2 separate regions of the Homo sapiens genome follow, and region 2 is linked to region 1. Evidence: read pairs that join two places in POLR2A ChIA-PET (ENCODE). Cell type or tissue: HepG2. All regions are shown on one strand. Each heading gives the region's core, and the rest is flanking DNA. Links, peaks and the distances in the headings are about the cores only.

Evidence for each region. Peaks named below come from ENCODE experiments on the same cell type or tissue, not always from the same donor. Only the 100,000 strongest peaks of a DNase experiment are listed, where the experiment ranks them.
Region 2: POLR2A ChIA-PET joins it to region 1 with 11 read pairs; 6 of 35 experiments call an interaction of 5 or more read pairs at or near these places.

What each region holds. Positions count from the first base shown.
Region 1 is chr16:70,152,198-70,165,874 of GRCh38, reverse strand. It overlaps PDPR (pyruvate dehydrogenase phosphatase regulatory subunit), which reads right to left. Exons shown (of 19, transcript NM_017990.5): 18 at 12,302-12,484; 19 at 3,338-9,400. The coding sequence ends at 8,996. LOC400541 (a long non-coding RNA gene) reads left to right here. Exons shown (of 3, transcript NR_126007.1): 2 at 6,986-7,070; 3 at 9,371-9,535. Among named protein-coding and RNA genes, the nearest start is that of CLEC18C, 15 kb to the left of the region's middle. In HepG2, for the core only: a CTCF peak has its summit at 7,094 (motif pointing left); a DNase peak (open chromatin) is centred at 8,084; H3K4me3 peaks cover 602 bases.
Region 2 is chr16:70,241,877-70,258,685 of GRCh38, reverse strand. EXOSC6 (exosome component 6) reads left to right here and starts at 6,746. Exons shown (of 1, transcript NM_058219.3): 1 at 6,746-11,908. The coding sequence starts at 6,786. The coding sequence ends at 7,604. It overlaps AARS1 (alanyl-tRNA synthetase 1), which reads left to right. Exons shown (of 21, transcript NM_001605.3): 15 at 469-653; 16 at 2,850-2,958; 17 at 3,952-4,065; 18 at 4,648-4,767; 19 at 4,886-4,972; 20 at 5,305-5,418; 21 at 5,780-6,388. The coding sequence ends at 5,965. It also overlaps the pseudogene SMG1P7. RefSeq lists enhancers at 5,205-5,705, 6,340-6,529, 6,570-6,619 and silencers at 7,000-7,089, 7,220-7,539. In HepG2, for the core only: CTCF peaks have their summits at 5,900 (motif pointing right), 6,679 and 7,441; DNase peaks (open chromatin) are centred at 6,705 and 7,475; H3K4me3 peaks cover 2,246 bases.

The DNA.
Region 1 (13,677 bases), core at 4,607-12,606:
GGTAGAGACGGGGTCTCCCTAAGTTGCCCAGGCTGGTCTTGAACTCCTGGGCTCAAGAGATCCTCCCACCTTGGCCTCCCAGTGTTGGGATTACAGGCGTGAACCACCATGCCAGTCTGGGTCGAGTATTTTATATTCATTAGTTGAGTTTCATAACAACCCTATAAAGTAGGCATCACTGTCCATTTTAAAACAAGTAAACAGAGGCCTAGGAAAAGTAACCACCCAAGGTCCTATACACCAAGGAAGAGGCAATGCTGGCATTCAGACCCAGGCCAGTAAACCCAAAGCCCCATGCCCTTGACCCACCACAACAATCTGGGATTCTGAGCTGCTTGAGTCAGGTGACACCCCAGATCTAAGCATCTGAAGGTCCCTAACTGTGGAGCCTTTCATGAGAACAAGCCACTGGAGGGTAAGCACACGTCGCTCTTCTCAGGGGAGGGTGTACTAAAGGAGCCTCATCTCACTCCCCCTGTGCCATGAAGGCCACACCAGGTGAGCACCCTTGGGAGGGAGACGCATAGCCTGACTGGGGTGCTAATGGGTCCCGGCACTGGGTTCTCCACATGAACAGTTGTGTGAATCCAGGAGGCTCAGATCACGTGCCACAGCGCCACCTACTGGCCTGCGAACAACAACATCGTCCTGTTGTAAAGTCGGCAAACAATCATTTAAAAATTTTCAGGCCGGGCGCGGTGGCTCACGCCTGTAATCCCAGCACTTTGGGAGGCTGAGGTGGGCAGATCATAAGGTCAGGAGATCGAGACCATGCTGGTCAACATGGTGAAACCCGGTATCTACTAAAAATACAAAAAATTAGCTGGGCGTGGTGGCGTGTGCCTGTAATCCCAGCTACTCGGGAGGCTGAGGTGGGAGAATCCCTTGAACCAGGGAGTCAGAGGTTGCAGTGAGCCGAGATCACGCCACTACACTCCAGCCTGGCGACAAAGCAAGACTCTATCTCAACAAGAAAAAAAAATCAAACATTTAAAATCCTTAAATCTTTTTTTCTTTTTGAGACAGAGTTTCGCTCTTGTTGCCCAGGCTGGAGTGCAATGGCGTGATCTCGGCTCACTGCAACCTCCACCTCCTGAGTTCAAGCGATTGTCCTGCCTCAGCCTCCCGCGAAGCTGGGATTATAGGCATGCGCTACCACGCCTAATTTTGTATTTTTAGTAGAGACAAGGTTTCTCCATGTTGGTCAGGCTGGTCTCGAATTCCCAACCTCAGGTGATCCGCCCGCCTCGGCATTCCAAAGTGCTGGGATTACAGGTGTGAGCCACCGCACCTGGCCTAAAATCCTTAAATCTTAAAAGACATTTTAAAGATTTTGCCCTCCACTTTTTGCCCATTCATTTAATCATCTGTTAAACACCAAACACCATGTGAGGTGTTGGAGTTTGGGAGAATTCGAGTCTTTCTCCGAGGGACTTACAGAAGGAGCAGGGCAGATAACCAAATAAAGACACATCAGAAACGGGTGTGTGAGGACCCCAAAGGGGCCATTCTCTTGGGGAAGGAAAGGCTCCACTGTGGGATGATGGTGGTCTTGGGCAGAGCTTTTGAAAGACAGGAGGGGCCAGGCACTGTGGCTCACACCTGTAATCCCAGCACTTTGGGAGGCTGAGGTGGGTTGATCACCTGAGGTCAGGAGTTCGAGACCAGCCTGACCAATGACCACCATAGTGAAACCTCGTCTCTACTAAAAATACAAAATTAGCCAGGCATGGTGGCGCATGCCTGTTATCCCAGCTACTCAGGAGGCTGAGGCAGAATTGCTTGAACCTGGGAGGCGGAGGTTGTGGTGAGCCGAGATCTCGCCACTGCACTCCAGCAGCCTAAGCAAGAAGAACAAAACTCCGTCTCAATCAATCAATCAAATGAAAGACAGGAGGTCTCTGTCAGGACAACTTGGGGGAGTGGGGGTCCATGTGATCCTCAATTTGCGACTTTCCACAAGCACAGGGGAGGGCTGCCAGGAGGCATTTTAGTGAGCAAATATGGGAGTGGGAGACCTCTCAGTGTGACTGGAAAGCAGGATTCGAGGTGAGATCCAGCTGTGGATGGCGAGCACGCACTCGGCTGCAGGACCCACATCACACGCAGCGCAGGCCGGAGCCCTGGGGCAGCGTGGCCTGCCACACCCTGGAGACCCTGGCTGGCCAGGCTAAGGACTGAGAGCTTTGTCTCACGACAAAGGGGAGTCCCTTGAGGGTTTCAAGGCAGTGAGTAAATTGACCTCCCCTGTTTTACAAAGACAACCCTGCAGAGGGAGGGGGGATGACATGAGAAGCAGGAAAATCAGTAAGAGATTGTTCTCGAAGTCAGGGCTGACAACCCTCTCTGCCACAGCAGCAGTGGTGGGGACAGTGAGGTCCGAACAGAGGAGAGGCACTGAGGAGACAGCCCTGTGAGGCTGGGTAATGAGCGGGAGGTGTAGGGAGAGGCGAGTGGGGAGACCAGGTGAGTCCCAGGTTTCTGGCGTGGTTGACTATTCCTGGAACTGGAATAGAAGGGGCTGATTTAGAAGACAAGATGAAGAGATTGTTGTAAACATGTTAACCTATGAGATTCTCAAAAGTACAAATACTTAAAAAAAAAAAAACTACTCAAAAATTACTTTGGGCCAGGCACAGTGGCTCACGCCTGTAATCCCAGCACTTTGGGAGGCCAAGGTGGGTGGATCACTTGAGGTTGGGGGTTTGAGACCAGCCTGGCCAACCTGGCGAAACCCCGTCTCTACGAAAATACAAAAATTAGCTGGGCATGGTGGCGCGTGCCTGTAATCCCAGCTACTCTGGAGGCTAAGGCAGGAAATCACTTGAACCTGGGAGTGGAGGTTGCAGTAAGCCAAGATCACACCACTGTACTCCAGCCTGGGCAAAAGAGCAAGACTCTGCCTCAAAAAAAAAAATTAGTGAACAGGTCAAGTCCAGGGACCAACTTGTGGATGGAAGCTGGTGTAGAAAAAGAGCACTGGTTGTTTCTCTCAGGGTTGTTTCCACAGGGTGAGAACACGACCCCCCTTGCTTTCCACACAAACCTGAGTGCACACGTGCCCGTGTGGAACATCAGGTGGCAGGTTCCTCCTGAGGTCAGCTGTAGGCAGAAGGCCGGTCGGAATTTCAGGAGGCGGGAAGCTTTTACCCCCAGCCACTCCAGCGCTGCAGGGAGGGTAAGATAAACACCTACATCTTCTCTACCCCCGTCCCCAAATCCTCCCTCACACTGGTACACACAGGGAGGTACACACTCTCCTCTGCACGCTGTTTATGCTTTGTGGTGGCAAACACATTTAAGTCACTACAGATGAAGAACATTTCACAAGCAGCCGTGCAAGAGTAGTTAAAATGTGTTTATTCATTTACAAACCCAGTAACATGAGAAGAAACTCAGTGGAAACCTTGCTTGGTGGAGACAGTGCACAGTGTTAGTGCCACATTCACAGGGGCAGAAATGCTCGGTCACCCTGTGCACCCAAAGTCACCCAGGATCTCTAGAAAAGATCCCACTTACTGAAGTGCCTCGGATGTCTTCAGGGCCAGATTGTAACTACACAGGAACAGGGAAGGGCTAAGCTGAACTGCAAATTGACAAACACAAACGATGAGTCACAGGACTCTACAGTAGTTACAATGGCATTTTTATATGTCCCAAGTGTTGACTGGAGAGTAAAGTGTTAACTGAGCTGCTAGAACACCCTTCACTGAAAGAGCTTTCTACCCCACGCCCATTGTTCCGAAGAAGGAGAGGCTATGTGGGGCGGATGGGAACCCACACACCGAGATGAACTTTTCTCTTTCTTCCAATCTGCACCCACCATCTGACATTCTGGAGTGTAAGGCACTAGAACCTGGCTTAGAGAATAGTGGGGCTCTAAGCTCCAGTTCTTGGTGTGCAAAGGAAATTCTGACATACATCTTTTGAAAGAGATGCTAAAAAACCCTCCCTATCTCCTGTAATTTCTGTCTTTGACAGACAGGAAAATAAGAAGGCAGAAGATGGTCTGCAAAGGATAAAAACAGGTGCATCTAAGAATGAGAAAAATGGCTCATGAAGAAATGTGTAACTCTCCAAGAGATGCAGACACTCTGCTCAGAGAAGTCAAGAACCATAAACAACTCTTCATGTTTCATGGACAAAGGGAAGGCAAAGGCATACAAAAATACTCAGTTGTCTTGAAAAGTGTACTGGTAGTGATCAGGGCTACAAAGGCGAGCCCTGTACTGACAATGGAGGAGCCTTACAACTCAGCACCTTAAATTGTTGGCCTGAAGTGGTGGCGGGGAGGGAGGCGCTGACGGAGAGACCCATGGCTCACCACTTATTGCGTGTACACAAGGCCTGGGGCAAGCCTCACAAGTCTACCATTTCTTCCACTCAACTGTGCTTCTCCTGAATCCATGTGCCTGAAATGACATATGCAAGGTGAACATTCTTTATACTGTGTTAATACTGCTTATATCAATGTTCGTGAGGGGTGTGTGGGGGATGGGGTGCAGCAGGAAAATTAGAATGGCAGGAGGTTCTTATTTATTATTAAGCACTGTTGACCAAACCTCTATCTTAGATTTTTTTTTTTTTTTTTTTGAGACAAGAGTCTCACTCTGTTACCCAGGCTGGAGTGCAGTGGTGCAATCTCAGCTCACTGCAACCTCTGCCTCCTGGGTTCAAGCAATTCTCCCACCTCACTGGGCCTCCCAAAGTGCTGGGATTACAGGAGTAAGCGACCACGCCCGGCCAACCAAACCTCTATCTTAGATGTTAAAGAAGACCCTTATTGACTACACTGGCCAAGAAGCAACAGAGATATAAAGCTGAATCTTGTAGCTAACCCCTGAAAGCAAGCCAACGCAAATTCCTCCGCCAGGCCAGTCTTCTAGTGCCAATATGGAGACTGTGGGCCACAGAAGATTCCCTTCTATTTCAGGTTCTCAAAAAGTGGTGTAGACTCAGGCAAATGCCAGGAAATGTGTCCATATGCCAGAGGAGACACAGAGCCAGAAATGAAGGCTATGGGTCCTGTCTTCAGTGAAACACTGAACGCTCTCGGAAAGCTCCCATCATTCTTGCATCGCTACTGCCACCAAGACGGTGGCAAGGGAGGAGGCTAACTTTCAAATGCATGCAACGGCAGGTAATATACTGTGGAAGCTGGAGGTTTACTTTTCATGTTTTAGTTACTTTCTTGCAAACAGCAGTCCAGGAAAGCAAGCAAGCAGGTAAAACTCCGGGTGTGCATGAGGAGATGATCCAAGGCCAGTGGGCCTCCCAGTGAGAACCAAACAGGAGTGGCCAGGCTCCACTCCTGGGGCCAGAGTGAAACCGGGGTTTAATCACTGGGCTATGTGGTCTCTGTGTCTCTGGCCTGAATGAGATCTCTTCAATGTCGGGGGACAGGGATCCCTGGAAGAGCGTGAAAAATACAGTGGTCACTGTGCAGTTCTCTCTGCTGGAGCCTGTCCTGCCATCATACAAGGTGCTGTGACAGCAATGCAAGGTGAAAGGAGATCAAATGGCCCAGCTCAGCAGTTAGTGTTTGTCCCTTTTTGCTCTTCAGAGTTCCTGAATGAGAGCTTTTCTGGCTTCAGTACCAATGATCACAGAAGGAACATCTTCCTGATGCAAGCTTAGATGGAAGTCAATGACCCTGGCAGTGCTAAGAACAGAAGTCACACGTGGCCTGACGATGAAGGGGAGGTAATTAAAGACATTTCAAGGGAGGGGAAGGCCCACGGAAAACTGGCAACCCTGGGTCTCCGTTTGAGGCCAATATACTTTGTGTTCCTAGGTTCAGATGGCATACACCGACAAGAGAAGGCAGAGACCATCCTTCGTGGTGAGCACAAAATGCTATGACAGGTAATTGCAGAGAGAAAAAAGCACCCAACTCTGTAAAGCCAAGTCCAGTCACCCATTCACAAGAGTCCAAAATCCTTCAAATCTCTAGGGACAGAAGACAAACGTGCTGCCCAGAATGAGCTGAGACACAAGGCAAACCCTTGGAAATGACACATGGATGAGGAGGCTGTGGTTGTCCCTCCTTATTCCTGCTGGATTTGCAGCCACGGCTCTGGATCTGGGGCATCTACTGGCCTCCCCTGTTCACTCAAGAGGCCACTGCCTCTCAGGAGTCCAGAATGCTCTGATATCTGACACCGGTGGTCAGGAAGTTATGCTGCCCTCTCCTCTTGAACAGCTAAGATGCTTGGACACTAGACAGAGGCAAAGCAGTTATGCCAGAAGCAGGGGAGAGTCATTCACTGTCAGATCTGTCTGTTCAAAGAGCTCACATTAGACCAATCACAGAAAACCACCAGACTCACACAGCTTGTATTTGAATGAACCAGGAGAGACTTCAAGGATCAACTCTAAAGTGCTAGAAGAGAAATCTGTGTTTGGGGCACTGAATAAACAAGTGATGTCCTAGAAGATCAACACCCCATCAGTCTTAGGAGTATGACCCTATTCATGGACAAGGGGTTTCAATGGACAGCCTGAGTGCTCAGCCCCCCATCCTCCTCTCCTAGCAAGACAAGCAGTCTGTTGCTCAGAGGGGGAAACTGATGTCATTTAACAGGAGGTCAGGATTTCTGGTTCTACTTCAACAAACAGTGCATAATTTTGGACACAGCATCAGATTTCCTGACTTCTTACAAAGGACAGCTAATTAAAAACGTGTCAATCTGTAGTAATTAGTTGGAGATTAACAAGGGCAGAAGAGAATCCAAGTCTTAAAACTCTATGTGGGATACATTTCTGATGAAGCTTCTATTTGACTAATATACTGTGATGATGGCACTATTCGATTTTAAACTATGGAGACAGCTTTTATTATTTCGATTTGGATCCTGGTAAGTGGTGATACTGCTATGTAACAGTTAAAGCACAAATGTATTGCCATAGTTAAGGTTGAAGAGTTATGTCTATGTGTAACTAAATTCTTCTGGATTCAATTACAAATACGTTTTCCTTTACAAAGATGGCTTTGGAGGGGTGCAAATGCTACGTGTTTGGAAGAGCAGAGGAGGCCTGCAGCTCTCAGTCACCTGTCTCCATCTTCGGAGGTAAGTCTGCTCCCTGCTGGTAATGCCTGCATCTGCCCAAGGGCCTGTTCCTCCTCTCCCAAGGCCTTCACAGCTGGTGTTCACTGGTTGGCCCTCCAGCCGGCAACACCTCTCCTCCTCTCTGCCTAGAGGCAGCATCTCTCGGCTAGTTAAGTACATACTTGCTCCAAGACAACTAGACCCCCAAACAGAATTCTAATCATATGCTCCTCTAACAAGCCAACCAGAACCTTCCAAAAAGGTTTAGGCACTAAAGTCAGTAATCACTAGGAGTGGTCTAGTTGGGGAAGTGGCAAGAAATGTCTAGAAGGAGCCAGCGTAAGTGGGTAAACAGAGATCCCAAAGAAACACCAGAGAAGGCAGACACCTGAGCATTTTAAGCTGCTCTAATGAAATGGAAGGATGTCCCTTAATACACTTATAGACCTATCAGAGCTAATGCTTCCAAGATACCAACACGCCAAAGGCTAGAGTTTTACTAACCAAAATGTCTTATAGCAGTTTATTTGCACTTAAAAAAAGTCAGATTAGGGCAGTTGATATGCAAGGGGAAAATGAAGCATTGAGGCTGGACAACAGTCCATGATATCTAAGTTTCACCTTGGGAAAACAGAGACACTGCCTGAAAGCGCAGGGCACTTCTGGGCACCCACATTGTCTCCTGCTCCAGAGGATATGGAAGGGTGGGTGGAGGGAAACAAAGAGCCTGGGGGGAAAGGAGGAAAAGCGGTCTCTAGCCTTATGCAACGTACACCCTTTGGACTCAGAACTCTCAGTGGACTAACGTGGGTCACCTCTGTGTAGCTCTGCTCTGTGCTGGAGAGTCAAACCTGGAATTCCGGCAGCTCTCTGGAACTCAGCACAGCCCGCAAGGTTGAAAGGCCCAGGACAACACACCTGATCCCTTCCCCTCCCTATTCTAAAGGGAGAGAAACATGACTTTATGGGCCAACTGTGAAAGGGACAAGTGAGGCTGACCTGACAAAGTCAAACGCACTGGGAGAAGGGGAAGGAGGAACGGCTGAACTTTGGACAGCTGAGAGAAAAGCAGCATTGTTTCCATAGCAGAACACTCAGCATCACTGGTGGGGACTTTCTAAGGTCAGACCCTTTTGACTGGGAAAAGCAACACACAAGGCAATATGGTTTTTCCCTTTCAAACACTGTGGCTTACTTGTTTACTCAACTAAGAAAGAAAAAGCAACCTTATTATAGAGATTAGCAAGAGATGAAGAAAATTATAGGGAGGCTGCCCTGGCCCAAAGGTCTGCTAATGGCTTCTGCAGGGAGGATGAGGATGGTGCTAGGTTAACTGCTTGTCTCCACTACAGACCAGAGAACGTCCATGCGATGCCTCTTATCAGTGAGGTAGATAATCATCCTCTTGCCAGAGGTATCGAGTGCCAGCCCACAGCACAGCAGAACAGGAGAACGAGCTGCCGGGCTGCAGGCACGAGCTGCCCCTCAGGGCTGCATCCGACACACGGCAACCCCACCAGAACTAATAGGCTGCTCCAAGAAAATGGAACCCAAGGGAGAGGGACTCGTGCCCTGAGACCTGCACCACCCCGGCTTGCCCTGCCTTGAGATGCAGAATTTGAAAGCAGCTGTCACCATCACTCATGTCCACAGTGGAGCTTGCTTCTGTCCTGTCAGACATACCTCCTGCCACCACGAGAAGCTGAGTGAGGGGTGGGAAGGGAAGAAGAGCCCAGAGTGAATATTAGGAGGAGGAGGTGGAAGGGCAAGGAAGGCTGCAGAGCAAAAAAGTTTAAAGTAGGTCAAGTTCAAAATTATATCAAGGAGATAAGAGATGGGAGGCAAAGGCTCCAGAAGAGGAACAGAGGCGGAAGGAAGAGAAGCTCCAAGGTGACGCCCACTCTAGGACAAGATGATGGGGAGGAGGTGAGGCTGCCCTGGTGGCATCACTTCCCATGTAAGTCACTCAGCTCCATGTCATCCTTTCGGCGCTTCTGGGTGAAGAGGGAGGCGACAGGGTAGAGCTTGGCCTTGGCCTGGAAGCGGTATCCCGCGATGTCAATCTCATACTCTCCCCGGTTGATGAAATCTGCTGTCACCACTTGCTCTTCCCCCGTGTCCTCAGAAAAATTGTGCACAAAGCCCAGGCAAACGTGGCGCTCCAGGCTGTAGCTGTAGGCACTGCTGGTGGTCTTGCCAACATACTGCCCATTCCGGTAAATGGGCTCTCCCCACCAAGGCCAAAGGTCTAGGTCTGAATCATGGTCGTCCAGGATGAACATGGTGAGGCGTTTATACACTCCATTCTGCTTCTGCTGCAGGAGGGCGTCGCGACCAATGAAATCCATGCCCTAAGAAAGAAAGGAAACGCCGAGTCATCCAGCGACACTCAGACCCTCGGCACAGAGAGCAGCACCGTGGGAAGGGTCCCCTGGTGTCACTGCAATGGGGCACAGCCGCCTCCTCCCACAACCCTGCCAGCTTTTGGGAAACTGTGCGATTTCTACCATGTGAAAAACTGCATGTGAAATATAAAAGACGCCGCGGTAATTTTTGTAACAACAGAGGTACGCATTTTGTTTCCTATTTTATAAACATAAAGTCACAAGACCAGATAGAACAAAAACGTTTAGGAAGAAAACTCACTCACTTAATAAAATACCTTATCAGTCCAGTACTTTAGAAAAATGTTTTTATATTGGCCAGTCGTGGTGGCTCACGCCTTGAACAGAGATGAGGCAAACCTCATCTCTACTAAAAATACAAAAATAAGCTGGGTGTGGTGGAGTGTGCCTATAGTTCTAGCTACTTGGGAGGCTGAGACAGGAAAATCACTTGAACCTGGGAGGCAGAGGCTGCAGTGAGCCAAGATTCTGGTGGAGTGTGCCTATAATTCTAGGGAGACTGAGACAGGAAAATCGTTTGAACCTGGGTGGCAGAGGCTGCAGTGAGCCAAGATTGCACCACTGCAGTCCAGCCTCGGTTGACACAGCAAAACTCTGTCTCAAAAAAAAAAAAAAAAAGACTTTTTTATATAATCCCAACAAGACCATGCACATCTATATTCAATGCATACACACATATATACACATATGTACAACAAATAAGACTAGAATAAACTATTAACGGTGATTATGGCCAGGCACGGTGGCTCACGCCTGTAATCCCAGCACTTTGGGAGGCTAAGGCGGGGGGATCTCCTGAGGTCAGGAGTTCGAGACCAGCCTGACCAACCTGGAGAAACCCCATCTCTACTAAAAAAAGAAAAAATACAAAAATGCCTTCTCATGCTCAAGTGATTCTCCCACTTCAGCCTCCCAAGTAGCTGGGCCCACAGATGCGCCACCACACCCACCTAATTTTTTGTATTTTGGTAAAGACAAAAAATACAAAATTAGCTGGATGGCTTACAGCTACTCGGGAGACTGAGGCAGGAGAATCGCTTGAAGCCAGGAGGCAGAGATTGCAGTGAGCTGAGATCGCGCCACTGCACTCCAGCCTGGACAACAAGAACGAAACTCCGTCTCAAGAAAGAAAAAAAAAATAGTTACTACCATTAAATAGACAAAATATGGGTGATTTTAATTTCCTTCTTTATATTTTCCAAAATGGGTTATTACCTTTTTTTTTTTTGGAGATGGAGCCTTGCTCTGTCACCCAGGTGGGAGTACAATGGTATGATCTCGGCTCACTGCAACCTCTGCCTCCCAGGTTCAGGCAATTCTCCTGCCTCAGCCTACCGAGTAGCTGGGATTACAGGTGCCTGCCACCATGCCCAGCTAATTTTTATATTTTTAGCAGATACGGGGTTTCACCATGTTGGCCGGGCTGGTCTCGAACTTGTGAACTCAGGTGATCCGCCCAAAACAAAAAAACCAAAAAAATTAGGCCGGGTGTGCTGTCTCACGCCTGTAATCCCAGCACTCTGGGAGGCCGAGGAGGGCGGATCACCTGAGCTCAGGAGTTCGAGACCACCCTGGCCAATGTGGTGAAACTCTGTCTTTACCAAAATACAAAAAAATTAGCTGGGCATGGTTGTGCATCTGTGGTCCCAGCCACTTGGGAGGCTGAAGTGGGAGGATCACTTGAGCATGAGAGGGCATTGCAGTGAGCCAACATCGCGCCACTGCACTCCAACCTGGGTGACAGAATGAGACCCCACCTCAAAATCAAAAACAAAAGAAAAAAACCACAAAAATTAGGCAGCTGACTATAGGACGACTAGTTTGTACAAATATTCGTGGCATGTTAATGCATCACCATAATTAACTCAGAATAGCTTCCCAGAAAGCACTCAGTCTTTTAGACAGCAGAACACTAGAAATAAGTGGGTTTTTTTGTTTGTTTTTCAATTGTAATTCAGAGACAAGGTCTTGCTGTATTGCCCAGGCTGAGCTCAAGTGATCCTCCTGCCTTGGCCTCCCAAAGTGCTAGGATTACAGTTGTGAGCCACCGCACCTGACCAAGTGTCATCTATTTACTATGTTTTCTTTTTTCTGAGACGGAGTCTTGCCCTGTCACACAGGCTGGAGTGCAGTGGTGCGATTTTGGCTCACTGCAACCTCTGCCTGTTAGGTTCAAGTGATTCTCCTGCCTCAGCCTCCCGAGTAGCTGGAACTACAGGTGCTGGCCACCACGCCCAGCTACTTTTTGTAAATTTTTTTTTTTTTGAGACGGAGTCTCGCTCTGTCGCCCAGGCTGGAGTGCAGTGGCGTGATCTCGGCTCACTGCAACCTCTGCCTCCTGGGTTCACGCCATTCTCCTGACTATAGGCGCCCGCAACCACACCCGGCTAATTTTTTGTATTTTTAGTAGAGACGGGGTTTCACTGTGTTAGCTAGGATGATCTCGATCTCCTGAACTTGTGATCCGCCCGCCTTGGCCTCCCAAAGTGTTGGGATTACAGGTGTGAGCCACCGTGCCCGGCCTACTTTTTGTATTTTTAGTAGAGACGGGTTTTGCCATGTTGGCCAGGCTGGTCTCGAACTCCTGACCTCAGGTGATCCACCCGCCTCAGCCTCCCAAAGTGCTGGGATTCAGGCGTGAGCCACCATTATTATGTTTTCATTTGAAGATATTTTATCCTATAAAGTTTTCATTCTCAGGGCACTCTTGTCCTCATTTACCTGATGCTAACATCAAGGCCTCAATCTTTTCCCCCTTTTCCTGTCACATCAGTTCTTCTTCCTAGTCTAGTGCAGATTCACTACTCGGGATGCTGAGTGAAAGTGGAGTCTGGGTAAACACAGTACCTTCTCTAATTTCACCCGAGACTCTCGTCCACATTCCAGGGGCGTGGTGAGGTTATTTATATCCTGACCCCAGAAGGCAAAAAACTTCTCAATTCGGAGACTGCGAAGAGCGTAATACCCAGCATTCCGGATTCCGTATTTCTGGCCAACACTCATCACTTCATTGTATACATGCAGGGCGTACTATAGGAAGAGACAGAAAGTTCATAAGCAGCAGACCTTCAGAATTAAGCATGGAGCATGTCTGGAAGCGCTGATGGCTCACACTATTAACATGGACAAGAGAGGAGGCGTATAAAACTCCCAGGATGTCTCATCCTTGACACGCTCAGGGCACAGCCCAGGAGTGATGAGCTGGGGTCACCCCAGCCTGGACTTAAGCTCCATGACAACAGGATCCATGTCTTTTCACCTCTCTAAAATGTCTTGTGTGGTGATTCTAGCTTACAGCAATTCTTAAATAATAATTTATAGAAGCTCTCTCACCATTTGGTAAATGGCCAATCTCATCATCATTTCTAAAACAGCCCACCAACCCTCCATGGTCTTCATCTGATTCTGGCTTTGTTCTTTTGCTCCAATTTCCCAACCACTGTTACTCCCTCACGTACTGGCCCAAGCTGTGAGGCCCAGCTCTCACACGTTACTCGAGACGTGTGCACACATCGGATGACGGCGGGGGAGCCAGGAAGGCAGGGCTCGCCTGCTCATGTCCCACAGCATTCAGGCTCTCAAGCTGCTCTTTTCTTGGTTTCAGAAACATGTACGTTATCAGATCAGTGAACAGAAGGTTTTCCAAACTGAAAGCAAATATTCAATCCCTGTCTGAACATACGCTGTTAAGTTTAAAGTCCAACAAAAATGAGACTACACTGTTTGCTTTTAAAACTGTAAAATGAAATCCAAAGCAAGACGTAGCAAAGAACCAGCTTCAGTGGTACTGCAGTTCTTTATCCTAGCACAGTATGTTTCTATGAACTGCACCACTGTAGCTGAACAGGCATCTACCAAACAGACCACTATGATCAAGACAACTTTATTTACTTATTTATTTTTGAGACAGAGTTTTGCTCTTTTGCCCAGGCTAGAGTGAAGTGGCGCGATCTCGGCTCACTGCCATCTCCACTCCCGGGTTCAAGTGAATCTCCTGCCTCAGCCTCCCGAGTAGCTGGTACTATAGGTGGCTGCCGCCACACCCAGCTAATTTTTGTATTTTTAGTAGAGACGAGGTTTCGCCATGTTGACCAGGCTGCTCTCGAACTCCTGACCTCAGATGATTCACTCACCTTGGCCTCCCAAATTGCTGGGATTACAGACATGAGCCACCGTGCCGGGAAGACAACTTTAAATGTGGAAAAAAGGAATCCAAGCTATTG
Region 2 (16,809 bases), core at 4,741-12,740, 93 kb before region 1:
GCTGAGGCAGGAGAATGGTGTGAACCCGGGAGGTGGAGCTTGCAGTGAGCCGAGATTGCGCCATTGCACTCTAGCCTGGGAAACAGAGCGAGACTCCGTCTCAAAAAAAAAAAAAGTTTGTTTAAAGCAGTGATTCTCCATCTGTGCTTTTGCCGGGGGCAGTGGTGGTGGTTGGTGGAGGGGAGAGGGAGAGGCATTTGTCCCACCCCACCTTGGGAGAACCAGAGCTGTTCTAGTTAAGTCTGTTCACATATGAGATTTGGTCCACAGTTTAACAAAATAGTTGGAAATTCCCATACTGATGCCCTTGACTTTGCACGTGGCGTGTGATTGAGGAAGCTCATGGCACGTGCTAGGCCAAGCCAGGTTGGAACCCGAGTCCTGCCTGCAGGACCATGCTTTCCTGCCTCGTCGTACCGCACCTCCAGGGATCTCTTCCAGCTCTTTTCTGTCTTCTTGGTCTGGCAGGCCGTCTATACCCAGGATTGCCCCCTGGCAGCAGCGAAAGCCATCCAGGGCCTACGGGCTGTGTTTGATGAGACCTATCCTGACCCTGTGCGAGTCGTCTCCATTGGGGTCCCGGTGTCCGAGTTGCTGGATGACCCCTCTGGGCCTGCTGGCTCCCTGACTTCTGTTGAGTTCTGTGGGGGAACGTGAGTACTGCAGAGGGGCAGAGTAGACAGGTCATCTACCTTCATCCTCTGAGGATGTAGGTCTTAGGCTGGACCAACTCTTGTCTGTCTAAGGTTGAAGTGAAGTCCTCAGAAATGCCGTTGCTAAATAGCGTTCCCAAGAATCTCAGCATCCTAGCATGCTCATTAGATCCCTGTATCTGAAGGTAACATTTCCTGACGAAACATTCCCAGGAGGAAAAGGGGGAAAACATTGTATTCACATTACCACACAGTTGCTTGCTGTTGTTTGCTGGGCTGAAACTAGCAAGAAGGCTTGTGTGAATTTGGGATTCAGCAAGGCCTGGAGTGCTTGTTGAGCTCTTGATGTGGGCCTAGCCCTTCCCATTCCTGGTATCTCACCTAATTTCCTTTGACAGCTTGGGCGGCATCTGGGGAATGTAGCTCCATTGTCTCAGAGCCCCCGAGCAGGCCACGTGGTTGACTCAGCTCAGTTTGGCTTGGGATAGCCACTTCTGCCAATTTGGATTCCTCTGTATCTCTCTGGGCCTTTTTGGGAAGGTCATGGTGGCCTGGAAAGTTTCTGCTTCCAAATGAAGCCTTGTGAAAAGAATTGTGGTTTTTTTTGTTTGTTTTTTTGAAGTGGAGTCTTGCTCTGTCCCGCAGGGTGGAGTGTAGTGGCACAGTCTCGGCTCATTGCAACCTCTACCTCCTGGCTTCGATTCTCATGCCTCAGCCTCCCAAGTAGCTGGGACTATAGGCATGTGCCCCCATGCCCAGCCATGAAGAGAACATTCTTTTTTTTTTTTTGAGACGGAGTTTCATTGCCCAGGCTGGAGTGCAATGGCGCAATCTTGGCTAACTGCAACCTCCACCTCCAGGGTTCAAGCGAGTCTCCTGCCTCAGCCTCCTGAGTAGCTGGGACTACAGGCACACACCACCACGCCCAGCTAATTTTTTGTATTTTTAGTAGAGATGGGGTTTCACCCTGTTAGCCAGGATGGTCTCCATCTTCTGACCTCGTGAGCCACCCACCTCAGCCTCCCAAAGTGCTGGGATTACAGGTGTGAGCCACCGTGCCTGGCCTAATTTTGTATTTTTAGTAGAGAGGGGGTTTCTCCACGTTGGTCAGGCTGGTCTTGAACTCCTGATCTCAGGTGACCCACCCGCCTCAGCCTCCCAAAGTGCTGAGATTACAGGTGTGAGCCACCACGCCCGGCTGAAAAGAACATTCTTAATGTCATGGTTGAGACCCTCCAGGGTCTCCTGCAGGCCTCTGGCAGGCAGGGAGCAAGTAGGATGTGCAGAGAGTAGGATAGGGGCCTGGGGGATTGAGTTCAAGGCTTTTCTGCCCAGCTGAATTGGGCCTTCAAACGAGTCCCACTTTGCCTGATTACCTGTTTGCTCATACCCTTTAGACTACAGGAAACAGCTTTCAAAAACTTTATACCAAGGGTTGGGTATGTTGCCTCATGCCTTTAATCCCAGCACTTAGGGAGGCTGAGGCAGGCAGATCACTTGAGGTCAGGAGTTCAAGACCAGCCTGTGCAACATGGTGAAAACCTGTCTGTACTAAAAATACAAAAATTAGGAGTGGTGGCGGGCACCTGTATCCAAGCTACTTGGGTGGCTGAGGCAAGAGAATCATTTGAAACTGGGAGGCAGAGGTTGTGGTGAGCCAAGATCACACCATTGCACTCCAGCCTGAACAACAGAACAGGACTCTGTCTCAAAACAAACAAACAAAAAAAACTATACTATCTTCAAAGAATGAGGATGAATTAATGAACATTTGAGGTTCTCTGAACTGAGAAATAAAGCCTGTTTAAGGGGTTGTGGTAAGATTTTAAAAGTAATCCTCCAAAATTGTCACCTAGTGAGCAGAATACAAAAATGGAGCTTAAGTTCCACTACAAGACCAAAACTGTCACGTAGAGCCTAAGGGTAAGACTGTATTGGATATTAGGGACCACAAAGCACTTTCATGTTTACCTCATTTGATTTTCACAGCAACTGTGTGGGGAGAATCATCCCCATTTGAGAACTGAGAACACTCAGGCTCAGCGAGCTGGTGTCCCGCTTGGTGTCAGAATACTCTCAAGCCCAGGCTTTCCCTGACTGTCAACCCATTCCTGCTTCTCTTGTCCGCTAGTGTGACCCCCCAGCCAAGGGCTGCCAGGGCCTCTTTCACTATGGACTTTGTGTTCTGCCATTCAGGCACCTGCGGAACTCGAGTCATGCAGGAGCTTTTGTGATCGTGACGGAAGAAGCCATTGCCAAGGGTATCCGGAGGATTGTGGCTGTCACAGGTGCCGAGGCCCAGAAGGTGAGCAGGTCAGGCTGGTTTGTGGCTTATCTGAAGAAGGCAAGAGGAGCCCAGTCTGCGAATCCATAGAGCAAACACTGCTCTGCGTGGCTGCTGCAGTCAGAGTGAAAGTACAGGCTGGGCCACTCCCCCTGCCCCAGTGTCCTACCCCTGAGTGGCAGAAGAAACCTGCCACCACACAAGATCTCCTAGCTTTCCTATGTTTAGTCTTTTAAAATATATGTGAATCAGGCCGGACGCAGTGGCTCACGCCTGTAATCCCAGCACTTTGGGAGGCCGAGGCGGGTGGATCACTAGGTCAAGAGTTCGAGACCAGCCTGACCAACATACTGAAACCCTGTCTCTACTAAAAATACAAAAATTAGCTGGGTGTAGTGGCGCGCGTCTGTAATCCCAGCTACTTGGGAGGCTGGGGCAGGAGAATCACTTGAACCTGGGAGGCAGAGGTTGCAGTGAGCCGAGATCGCACCACTGCGTTCCAGCTTGGGTGACGGGGCGAGACTCCGTCTCCAAAAAAAAAAAAAAAAAAAAAATGTGAATCTGGCCATCTACCCCCTCCTGTCTCCATGTGGAGGAGGGTAAGACATAGATTCGCTGTGGCATCGGGGCCCCCAGCGCTGATCCATGTACTCCTAGGGGCGTGCTTAGTCTGAGGCCGTGCAGTAGAGGATGGGTGCTCTTTCATGGGAACTGGTGTGTCTGACTTGTGCTAAAGCCCCAGGGGTGGCCACTTCCTGGGGGAAGGGGCTCCTGATTCTCGAGCTTGATCACCCCTGAGTCTGAGTTGGGTGCAGCCTTTGCCAATGGGCCTGTGAGCACTGTGCTCCTTGCTGGGGCCTGGGGCTGCCAGCACCTACTCCCCACAGACACTTTTGGGGTGTTGGGGTATGTTGCTGCAAGGCCTACCGCCGGGGCTTCCGCAGCTGCTCAGACACAGGATAGTGAGTCTGACTCAGACCTCCTGCTTGGGGTTGACCCGGTGTCCCCTCCCAGGCCCTCAGGAAAGCAGAGAGCTTGAAGAAATGTCTCTCTGTCATGGAAGCCAAAGTGAAGGCTCAGACTGCTCCAAACAAGGATGTGCAGAGGGAGATCGCTGACCTTGGAGAGGTAGGGGCGGCTTCCCTCCCTCCGTCCTCAGGGCCTGGTGCATGAAACATGCCCCGTCTTCAGGAAATCATCTGTAGTCAGTCAGGCCCTGGTTCTTGGTGGAATGGGCCTTTGGGCTGACTTCTGTTGTCCTGTAGCCTTGTAGCAGGGACCCCATGGATCCTGTCCTTGGACCCTGGACATTCCCTGCTGCTCCCAGTGCTGCTAGCAGGAGAGCTCTTCCCAAGCATGTATGGGCACTGGGGTGGAGGGATTTGGGGAATGGGCTAAGGCTGGCCCCTGCTTCCAAGCCTGCCTGGTATTTATTTGCATTTCAAGCTGCCAGGAAGCTTATCACAGGCTGTTCCCAGCCTGGTAAGGACCGGGCCTGATTTGGGAGCCCAGCTTTCTGCTGCTCCTTTCTCTCTAGCCCTGCTTGTTTCACCTGCCACAGCTGCTCCTAAAGGGACTGGTCTCAAAGCTTTCCTTGCTTTCCTTTCCAGGACACTAGTCAGGGAGGACTTGGGTTCGGGTGGGGTGGGCTGGACCCTGACATCCCAGCAAGTTGTGGCCCAGATTGAGATGGTCGTCTATTGGTTCCAGGCCCTGGCCACTGCAGTCATCCCCCAGTGGCAGAAGGATGAATTGCGGGAGACTCTCAAATCCCTAAAGAAGGTCATGGATGACTTGGACCGAGCCAGCAAAGCCGATGTCCAGAAACGAGTGAGTCCTGGCAGCACCAGTGGCCAGAGTGTTTCCTAGGCAAAGGCTGGCAGAACAGCCAGGGGTTCGGGGCCTGGGCTTTTGGTCTGAGCTGCTGTTCTGGACTTTTTTCTTGCAGGTGTTAGAGAAGACGAAGCAGTTCATCGACAGCAACCCCAACCAGCCTCTTGTCATCCTGGAGATGGAGAGCGGCGCCTCAGCCAAGGCAACCCAGGGGCCAGGGTCCCCTCCCCTAGGGCTCATCAGCTCTCTGGTGGCTGACATGTGGCCTCTGTGGCTCTGAGCGAAGTGGTTGCCTAAGGGCCCACGGTCTGGGATTGAGATTGGGAGGAGCAGCAGCTCCCTGCATGTGGGAGGCATACCTGGGCCAGGGTAGGGGCAGGGCCCGGCGCTGGGGTCCTCCCCACAGGCCCTGGGCACAGCCCCTGCTCTGGGAAGGGGTAGGGGTGGGTGGCAGGCCTTCTGAGGGCTGCAAATGCTCACACTAGTGAGGGTCCCTGCTCCAGCACCGTGGCCTGAGCCAGGTCCTCCCCACAGGCCCTGAATGAAGCCTTGAAGCTCTTCAAGATGCACTCCCCTCAGACTTCTGCCATGCTCTTCACGGTGGACAATGAGGCTGGCAAGATCACGTGCCTGTGTCAAGTTCCCCAGGTCAGCACCACCTCGCACCAGTGGGAAGTGTTAGGTCTTAAGGTTGTTGGCTGAGGCCTGTGTGTGTACAGCCTGCATTCGAAACAGCCTTTCTGCCCACCGGTTGGTTACCTTTGCCAGTACCCCTTACCCAGGCCTTCTTATTGGTGAAGACATCTGGTTGATACCTGGCTTTGCCACTCTGTCCTGTCCTGGCAGTGGCCATGGCCGCCCCCTGTACCAGCCGTAAAGTCTGTCTCGGCCTCCAGCAGTATCACCCAGGGCAAGGAGTGGGTGATGGCTCCTCCATCCTTTCTTTCCCTGCATTCCTCCCTCAATCCCATCTTCTGTGCTGACTCCCCCTTCCCTTCCTGTCTTCTAGAATGCAGCCAATCGGGGCTTAAAAGCCAGCGAGTGGGTGCAGCAGGTGTCAGGCTTGATGGACGGTAAAGGTGGTGGCAAGGATGTGTCTGCACAGGCCACAGGCAAGAACGTTGGCTGCCTGCAGGAGGCGCTGCAGCTGGCCACTTCCTTCGCCCAGCTGCGCCTCGGGGATGTAAAGAACTGAGTGGGGAAGGAGGAGGCTCCCACTGGATCCATCCGTCCAGCCAAGAGCTCTTCATCTGCTACAAGAACATTTGAATCTTGGGACCTTTAAAGAGCCCCTCCTAACCCAGCAGTAACTGGAACACACTTGGGAGCAGTCCTATGTCTCAGTGCCCCTTAAATTTCTGCCCTGAGCCCTCCACGTCAGTGCCATCGGTCTAGAACCACTAACCCCGCATTGCTGTTGATCGTCACGCTCGCATCTATAGATAACGGCTCTCCAGACCTGAGCTTTCCGCGTCAGCAAGTAGGAATCGTTTTTGCTGCAGAGAATAAAAGGACCACGTGCAATACTTAATGCCGCATGATCTCTATCCCTCTTCCCAATAGGGGCTGGCTCTTTTGACAGCCTTTGGCGTCTGTAGAATAAATGCTGTGGCTCCTGCTGGCTGCTGTGGTGTTCACCTAGTCCAGCCCCAGAACCCAAAATTTTGGGAACAGCCCCTAGGGCTGCCTCAAACGTCTGTGGAGGTGGAGGCCAAATAGGTGGGGTGACTTGGAGCAAGGCGTTCATAATTCAGTAGATGAGGGGTGGAGGTAGTTGGAAGCAGAGAAGCCTTTCTTGGAGCTGCTCTCCCCCCTCCCTTCCAGCAAGATGGATGGATCCGGCTACCCTGCACAACTGGGACCGGGCCGTTCTCCCTCCGGGCCTCCAGGGGCGCTGTAGTGCCTCCCGCCGCTCTCTCGACAGCCCATGCGCAGCCGCGCGTCTTTAAACAACGGAAGAACCAGTGGATGCGGCAGGGCGTTGGGCGGAAGGGGTTCGCACGCCAAGAACCGCCATGCCTGGGGATCACCGCCGCATCCGCGGCCCTGAAGAATCGCAGCCGCCGCAGCTGTACGCGGCCGACGAGGAGGAGGCGCCCGGCACCCGCGACCCAACGCGGCTACGGCCCGTGTACGCGCGCGCCGGGCTGCTGAGCCAGGCCAAGGGCTCGGCCTACCTGGAGGCGGGAGGCACCAAGGTGCTGTGTGCCGTGTCGGGCCCGCGACAGGCCGAGGGCGGCGAGCGCGGCGGCGGCCCGGCCGGAGCAGGCGGCGAGGCCCCGGCCGCGCTGCGCGGTCGCCTGCTCTGCGACTTCCGCCGCGCACCCTTCGCGGGCCGCCGGCGCCGCGCTCCCCCGGGCGGCTGCGAGGAGCGTGAGCTGGCGCTGGCGCTGCAGGAGGCGCTGGAGCCGGCTGTGCGCCTGGGCCGCTACCCGCGCGCGCAGCTCGAGGTGTCGGCGCTGCTGCTGGAGGACGGTGGCTCGGCCCTGGCCGCCGCGCTCACCGCCGCCGCGCTCGCCCTGGCCGACGCGGGCGTGGAGATGTACGACCTGGTGGTGGGCTGCGGCCTCAGCCTCGCGCCGGGGCCCGCGCCCACCTGGCTCCTGGACCCCACGCGGCTCGAGGAAGAGCGCGCCGCCGCCGGCCTCACCGTGGCGCTCATGCCTGTGCTGAATCAGGTGGCCGGGCTGCTGGGCAGCGGCGAGGGCGGCCTGACAGAGAGCTGGGCGGAGGCCGTACGCCTGGGCCTCGAGGGCTGCCAGCGCCTCTACCCCGTGCTGCAGCAGAGCCTGGTGCGGGCCGCCCGCCGCAGGGGCGCCGCCGCCCAGCCCTGAACCAGAAGCCTGAGCAACTACGGACGCAAGCCGAGGACCGTGCTGCCGCCGTCCACGAAAAGACCCGCGCCATCGGCCTCCAGTTTGCGTCGAGAATTCCTGGAAGGGCCCTGATATGACTGTGGTTGGACTGACCTGACTGCCAGATGGTGGGACTTGGTCTGGAGCAGGGACTACTTGGAATGATAAAGGCAAAACTCAACAGCCCCTGGAGCTGCGCTTGTGGTGGAGCTGGACCCTGAAATTACCTGGACCTTTTTTTTAGAGACAGGGTTTCTTTCTGCAGTCTCAAACTCCTAGCCTTGATTGATCCTCCTGCCTTGGCCTCCCAAAGTGCTGGGACTACAGGTGCATGCAACCACACCTGGCTAATTTTCTTTTCTTCTTTCTTTCTTTTTTTTTTTTTTTTTTTTTTGATGGAGTCTTGTTCTGTTGCCCAGGCTGGAGTGCAATGGTGCAATCTTGGCTCACTGCAACCTCTGCCTCCTGGGTTCAATCCATTCTCCTGCCTCAGCCTCCCAAGTAGCTGGGATTACAGGCACATGCCTCCATACCGGGCTAATTTTTGTATTTTTAGTAGAGATGGGGTTTCGCCATGTGGGCCAGGCTGTTCTCGAATGCCTGACCTCAGGTGATCCACCCGCCTTGGCCTCCCAAAGTGCTGGAATTACAGGTGTGAGCCACTGTGCCCAGCTGAGTAAATTTCTTGATTGCACAGAATGTACGGTGATATTGGCGGACTTAAGGACATCGAATTGTTTATCAGGAATAAAGTATTATGTGTGTTTTCTGCGGCCCTGGATAATGCTGTAGCATTCAGGGTCGATTGAGTAAAAAAAATGTAGAGATGGTTTCCTGTTTGTTTTTGCTTCTAGTTTTCATTCATTTGCTATTTATTCTCTTCTGGCTTTGCTTGTGTATGCATATATATAAAACCATTATTATTATTATTATTATTTTTAGTTTCTAGTGGAAGGCTTTTATTTGGTTCTGTGAATAGTCATTTTGTTTCCTAAGAACTTCCAGCAAGTTGTATTCATTCCATTCATCTAGAATTCCTAGGCTGCCTTTGTCGGGCCTGCAGGTATTAATGGAGAATAGCAGCTTTTTATTTTTTTATATTTATTTTTTGAGACAGAGTCTCACTCTGTTGCCCAGGCTGGAGTGCAATGGCGCGATCTCAGCTCACTGCAACCTCCGCCTCAGAGGTTCAAGTGATTCTCCTGCCTCAGCCTCTGGAATAGCTGGGACTACAGGCACCTGCCACCACACCCAGCTAACTTTTTGTATTTTTAGAGAAGATGGGGTTTCATCATGTTGGCCAAGCTGGTCTCAAACTCCTGATCTCAGTGATCCATCTGCCTCAGCCTCCCAAAGTTATAAGATTTTTTTCCTCTGGTTTTTAGTAAATGTTTTTTTTGAGATTGCTTAGCACCAGAATGATTTGCAAATTTGAAAATAGGAACTCCACTAGGAATGCCGGATAGAAGAGTGCTTCACATTTGTAGAGGGAGACAAGAACTAAATATCACGACGTCTTTCTGAGCCTTTTGGTTTGCTAACGTGCCCCAAATTCTTATTCCAAACGGTATAAGATAATTATGTGTAAATGAATACCAGCTCTACTTAGTTTTATTTCATATTTGTGTATCTGAATATATTAAAATATCTTTTTTTTTTTTTTGATGCGGAGTCTTGCTCTGTTGTCCAGCCTGGAGTGCAGTGGCATGATCTCGGCTCACTGCAACCTCTGCCTCCCAGGTTCAAGCGATTCTCCTGCCTCAGCCTCCTAAGTAGCTGGTATTACAGGAGTGTGCCATTAGCCTGGCTAATTTTTGTATTTTTAGTAGAGATGGATTTTCATTGTGTTGGCCATGCTGGTCTTGAACTCCTGACCTCAAGTGATCCTCCTGCCTTGGCCTCCCAAAGTACTGTGATTACTATCATGAGCCACCACACCTGGCCTAAAAGATCATTGATTTAGTTTTGAGTAAGATTTTAAGTGATTAAATTATGGTATTGTTGTGTCTGGAATATCTGATATTAGGGTTTTTTTTTTTTTTTTTTACAGTTTTTGATATGCTTTATTTTGGGTATGTAGTTTACAAAATATAAAGGAAATATAAGGAGTGTTCTCTTTTTTTTTTAAATAAAAAGTGTATTTTTAACTGGGCATGGTGGCTCACTCCTGTAACCCCAGCACTGTGGGAGGCTGAGGCTGGTGAATCGCCTGAGTCCAGGAGTTTGAGACCAGCCTGGGCAACAAGGTGAAACCCTGTTTCTATCAAAAAAAAAAAAAAAAAAAAAAAAGGAAAAAAAATAAGTCAGGCATGGTGGTATGCACCTGTAGTCCCAGCTACTTGAAGGCTGAGGCAGGAGGATCGCTTGTGCCTGGGAGGTTGAAGCTACAGTGAGCTATGGTCAAGCTACTGCACTCCATTATAGGCAACCCTATCTCAAAAAAGCAAAGCAAAACAAAACATTTTTCCCCTTGATTATAGAGGTTTGAGAAAAATTTGAGGGAAGATTCAGAAAATTACCTGTAACTGAACAGAATGCCACCAGCTTGGGCTTATTCTGCATGCATAATTATGAACATTTTCCCAGCTCTTGTGAAAATTCTCACATTCATAGAAAGATAGATGCACCAGTAAAATAAATACCTGTAAATACGATAATAATTTCATAATAATATGCTTCACCTAGATTTACCAGTTACTAATATTTTGCCAGTTTTATTTTCTCACACACTTTTGTTGAGCATCTGAAAACCATACACATGATGACAGTTCAACCCATAATGTTTTAGTTTGCATCTCCCAAGAATAAGGTTTTTCTTCTGTATAACAAGAATATTGTAATCATACCTAAGAAAATGAATTTTATTACATATGTGTTCTATATTCAAATTTCTGTAATTACCCCTAAGATGTCTTTTAAATGATTTTTAGCATTGATAGTCTGTGCCTGTGTAGATTATAACATTGGCTATTGCAAAATAATGGTTTTCTTTTTCTCTTTTTTTTTGAGACGAAATCTTGCTCTATTGTCCAAGCTGGAGGGCAGTGGCACAATCTCGGCTCACTGCAACCTCCGCCTCCCAGGTTCAAGCAGTTCTCATGCTTCACCCTCCTGAGTAGCTGGGATTACAGGCAGGTGCCACTGTGCTCTGCTAATTTTTATATTTTTAGTAGAGACGGAGTTTCATCGAGCTGGCCAGACTGGTCTTGAACTCCTGACCTCAAGTGATCCACCTGCCTCGTCCTCCCAAAGTGCTGGGGTTACAGGTGTGAGCCACTGCACCCAGCCTAAAATGATGGTTTTCTGATTCTAGCATTTCTTTTATAAGATTGCTATGTAAAGCACAGCTTTTCTTTTTTTAGGGAAAAATGTCTTTTAACAGCTGCAAAATAAATATTCTTTCAATGGAATGACAATTATTATTTTTGCCATATATTTATTTTAAAAATTTATGTATAATGGTAACCTGAGCCTGCATGTTATTCATGTGTGGTGCCATACTGATCTTTAATTTTAATGTGAAGCAAGTACTAATATAGTAAAGCATAAATTATATAAAATTTGCTTTATATTTTGGATTGCAAATTAATTGCTGTACTTTATAGAAAAGTTTCCCAAATCCGTTTTACTTTTTTGTATTTGAAATTTAATCACAGGTGGAATCTTAAAGAGAGCATTTAGGGATATTGTAAACAGATGTTATTAAGGACTAATGTTAACAAACATTGAAGAAGAGAAAACAGTATTTGTTTTTAGCTTAACATCTTAGTGGAGTGAAATATTTTCAGTATATTTATTTTATTTATTTATTAATTATTTTTTTTTTTGAGATGGAGTCTGGCTGTATTGTCCAGGCTGGAGTGCAGCGGTGCAATCTCAGCTCACTGCAACCTCTGCCTCCTGGGTTCAAGCGATTCTTGTGTCTCAGCCTCCCGAGTAGTTGGGATTTACAAGTCAATTTTTTTTTTAACTAAAACTACAGAATCTATTTTTCTTGGTCTCATACTCAGTTTTTTATGTAGTCACTTAGTAAATAACCTAATTTGCTTGTTTTCTCCACACTAATTTTAGGGTGAATTCCTCATTTCGCTTTTCAGATCATGGGGTGAGGGGGATGGTTGTGTGTGTGAGGAACTGAGGAATCAGATGGAAAACAATGCCTCTGCTCCTTTGAGTATAATCAGTGATATTTGAGGTTCCAGGGTTAAATGCTGCATTTTTATTTCTGACGTTCGTACCTTAAAATATTTGAAGAAAATAAACTATTTCATTGTTGTCAGAAATGTAGTTCTTTTATTTTCCTGCCCCTCTCCCCTTTCTAAGTTTCTAGAATGTTGAGTAGGTAGAACATAGATGCTCCTTTTAGGATCTTTTGCTGTGGAATGGTCCACAGGTGAATGGCAGTAATATCTTAAAATGATTGGCCCCCTCTCTCTTTGTTTCCATCAAGGATACAGTTGATATATTAGTTGGATGGCATATAGATCATACTCAGAAACCTTCGCTCACGCAGCAGGTATCTGGTAAGTCTTGCAGCCTATACCAGTTATTTAAATACTGTCGGGGAGGAGCAGTGGTCCCCCAGTGACCATCTATCAATAACATTTCTTTAATAATGCAAGAAAACTAATTCAGAGAAATGTTATATTGTAAATGAACATTACTTGTTAGCTAAATATATATTTTCAGAAGAAATTACTAGTAGGTGGGTAGAATAAGTACAGACAGGACTTACCCAAGTTATTTGTAGTTTGTACTGGTAGGAAAAAGTATATGGTAAGAATATATTGCAGTGGCAATACCCTGAAGTGGACAATGGAAGATCCAAGTTATTTGTAACATTTTATTGTTTTTCTGGTTATTTTTTTAAAAAAGGAAATAGGGTTAATTTGGAGAATTGTCATAAATGAGAAATGGTTTTGTTTCCCATTTTTTTGGAGTTAAGTGAATGACTAGCATGGCTCATTTGCACATTTCAGCTTGTTTCAAGTGTCATAGTTTCTCGTAACTTACTTGGTGTAATAAACTTTTGAAAATAGGATATTCAGGTGATAGTGGTCTGTTTCATTTTCACTGAGGAGATAAGTATACACCTTTAATGGTTAGATGTGGCCCTGGGATTAGCCAGGCCAATGGTAGATTGTGGCATTTTAGTGTTAAGTCATGTGTAGTGACAATATAGATAGGAAATTTACTGAAAAAGTAAGGAAATAACATTTACATGTTAATTTTTGCAGAAATTAAAGAGGTATTAATTAAAGAGGTATTGGTTAATCGTGATCAGCATGTTTAGCAGTCTTAATTTTATGATATAGGACATGTTTTAGGGTATGCTGCTTGAAAACCGGATACTTTTTAAAACAAGCCTCTTATATTTTTTTAATTTGGATTTTTTGGTGTTTTTTCTCCCCCCACCCTTTCACAATTTCTTATACGATTCCAAGGGTGGTTGCAGAGTTTGGAGCCATTTTGGGTAGCTGATCTTGCATTTTCTACGACTCTTCTTGGTCATTTTCTAGAAGACATGGAAGCATATGCTGAGGTGAGTATATAGAAAGCTGTTTCTTAAAATTTTGGTTAAGAAAAAATCTTAAATTGTGCTAGATTTATTTTAAAATGGCTCAGACCTCCTGACATTTAAGCAGAAATTACAAGCCCATTGCAATATTTTGAAAAAAAAATTTTTTTTTGAGACGGAGTCTCACTCTGTCACTCAGGCTGGAGTGCAATGGCACGATCTCAGCTCACTGCAACCTCCACCTCCTGGGTTCAAATGATTCTCCTGCCTCAGCCTCCTGAGTAGCTGGAATTACAGGTGCCCGCCACTATGCCCAGCTAATTTTTGTATTTTTAGTAGAGACGGGGTTTCACCATGTTGGCCAGGCTGGTCTCAAACTCCTGACCACTGGTGATCCACCCGCGTCGGCCTCCCAAATGCTGGGATTATAGGCATGAGCCCCCGTGCTCAGTCAGTATTTTAAACATTTATTTCAGATGTATTTAAGTTACCAGGAGAATTACTGGAGAGACTAAAAGAAACGTTGCAAGCTTCGTATTTCGCAAAGCTTTACATACTCTTGGTAGCTGGTATTTTTCTAAAGACATTTTTTGTTATTTATTTTTATTTTTTGTTCCCAGTCTTCAGAGTCTTAAAGCAAATTGATGTTGTGTTATAAAAAAACACAAAACACCAAAAGCTCCTAAAGATTTTCCTCTTACATATGTACGGGAGATCTGAATCGTACTTTGGAGGACAGGCCTTGGCTTCAGCCAGCTTTTGTGGCTGTACGAATATAGCATAGGAGCTTTAAGAGCACTGCTGAAGCCTCTGTTACTGGTACTTGGCTTTTCTGGCCCCACTGTCATGGCTTAACTCTGTGCTATCTCTTATCTGAATCTCTTTGTGTTTCTCCCCTATTCAGATCAACCAATCAAGGCTCCCATAAAGATTTTGGCCTCATCTTGTTTTTATCATCTTTGCTGCTTGTAGTCAACAGGAATTCAGTACCTTTAGCTGTACTGATGTGTTTACTCTTTCCTAGAAAAGCAAGGAAATGTTTTGCTTCTGTGTTGTTTTTTCTTTGCCCCCACACCTAGAATGTCTTTTTTCACAGCCCACGTTTAAAGCTGATCTACCTCTCATAAGCCACACATTCTAGTTTGTAGAGATGCTTCCCCTTGTTATCCTTAAGATCTCATTCTCTTCTGTTATTTTGGTGCTTAATTTTAGGTAAATGTATAGATTGGTTCTAGTATCCTAGTTTTTGCGAATCTTGTCCTTTTCATATATCGTACTTCTTCAGTTACACATCTGTAGACCAGGTCTTGTAATCTCCCTTTGCTCTTCATGTGCATGCTCTTGGTTTGGAGGACTTACTGTTGAGCTGAGTGGCTCAAAGAATACCTAGAATGAGATTTTTAGCCAAAAACTAATTCAGGAGTGGCAAAAGCTTCCGTCTTCATTTATACCTACATATAACTAGAGCATATGTGCTAGAATTTATTTTTCCCCAACAGCTTTCTGAGTTGATTTAAGAGATTATTTCCTTAATTTGTTGTCTATTGGGTTTAATGTTGGCTTTTTGAAATAATTAGGTAAAACCCATTTTTATATTCAGAGTCATGAATATTCTCATGGGCCACAGTTCTCTTTCTAAAAGCCTAAAAATCTATTCTAAAATGAATTGATTGAAATATTTTAGAGTTTTTTTTTTTTTAAACAATGTACTACTTATTAAGAATGCTGTGAATTCACATCTAGGACCTCAGCCATGTGGCCTCTGGGGAATCAGTGGATGAAGACGTCCCTCCTCCATCAGTGTCATTACCAAAGCTGACTGCGCTTCTCCGGGTATTTAGTACTGTGGTGAGGAGCATTGGGGAACGCTTCAGCCCAATTCGGGTCCTCCGATTACTGAGGCATACGTAACAGATGTAAGTGCTTTTGGGCATTTGAAGTGTCATTCAAAAATAAAATTGTTTTACATTGTAAATGCTTCTCTTTACCAGGTGAACTGTTATTAATCCTTCATTTGTTTAGCATGTATGTATGTATGTGTATATGTATATATTGTCTGACTGCTTTCTTAAATAACCAGAAAAGCAGGGAATCCTTTTATATCTCATCCTCCTTTCATCCAACTTCCCTACCCTCCCATGACAAAAGGCCACTCTGAATTTTTAAATCTTATTCTTTCATTTTTAAATAATATTTCTTATAATTTTACTTTTAAATTATTGGGTTTCCTTTTAGTTTTTCAACATATTACGAATAGCACACTATAGGAGAAGCCTCAGAAAGTAATCTTCTCTGAGCATAAGATGGAACTCATATGAAAACTTGTATATCTTTATATTCTTTGATAGCCTGATATCAAAGAACATAAACAAATTAAAAATGAGGTAGATAGATTGCCACACTTCAGCAGCCTCAAACATTAGCTGCACTGTATATAGCACATCCAATGAGGGTTCAGTGGAAAAGACACAAGAAATGAACCCCAGGCATTGTACTCGGCTGTGAATAAGGAGAAAGAAGCATGTGTGATACAGTCATAAAAAATTTAATCTAACTGATGAAAATTTTACCGTTAGGATAAAACTTGCTTTTAGGAGCATATACTTTTGCTGAACATGTTGCTAAATAAAATAGGATATTGATTATATAGTAAGTTGTGTACTTGAGCAGAAATGTCAGAACTTAAAGATAAATGAAACCAGCATATCGGTATTTTAAACCAATATGGTTTCAAAATGGTTTAATATCTTTGCTTCATTTTTAATGTCTAAAAGGTGGTTGTTTGAAGACTGTACAGAGTTGAAATAAAAAGCTGTTAATTCAGACATAAAATAAAAGGGACATAATTTATAGGATAGGTGTATATTGATTTATGAGGATCTTTTAGGCCTTTGAGAATGGTAGAATGGTGGGGTTTTTATTTTTTTATTTTATTTTTATTTATTTTTGGAGCTGGAGCCTCACTCTCTCACCCAGGCTGGAGTGTAGTAGTGCAATCATAGCTCACTGTAGTCTTGAACTCTTGGGCCCAGGTGAACTTCCCACCTCACTCAGCCCTACAAGCGGGTGTCACCATACCCAGCTCTTTTTTTTTTCTTTTTAAAGTGGGGTGGTGCCATCACGACTCAGTGCAGCCTCTATCTCTTGGGCTCAAGTGATCCTCCCACCATAGCTCCTGCTAATTTTTTATTTTTGTAGAGATGGCGTCTCAGTGTTTCCCAGGCTGGTCTTGAACTTTTGGCCTCAAGCAGTCTTCCCACCTCAGCCTCCCAAAGTGTTGGGATTATAGACATGAGCCACTGGTCTCTGTTGCCCAGGCTGGAGTGCAGTGGCACGATCTTGGCTCACTGCAGCCTTGACTTCCCAGGCTTAAGTGATCCTCCCACCTCAGCCTCTCAAGTAGTTGGTGGGACTACTGGTGTGAGCCACCACGCCCAACCAATTTAAAAACAAATTTGGTAGAGATGAGGTGTTGTTATGTTGACATGGCTGGTCTTAAACTCCTGGACTCAAGAGAACCTTCCAGCTAATCCTCTCAAAGTGCTAGGATGATAGATGTGAGTCACTATGCCCAACCTCCAAGGATACTTTTAATGAAAATTATGGGTAGACTAAATAAAATCCTGTATGTATTGGTTGTTAAATATTATAGAAGTATTTTTTAAC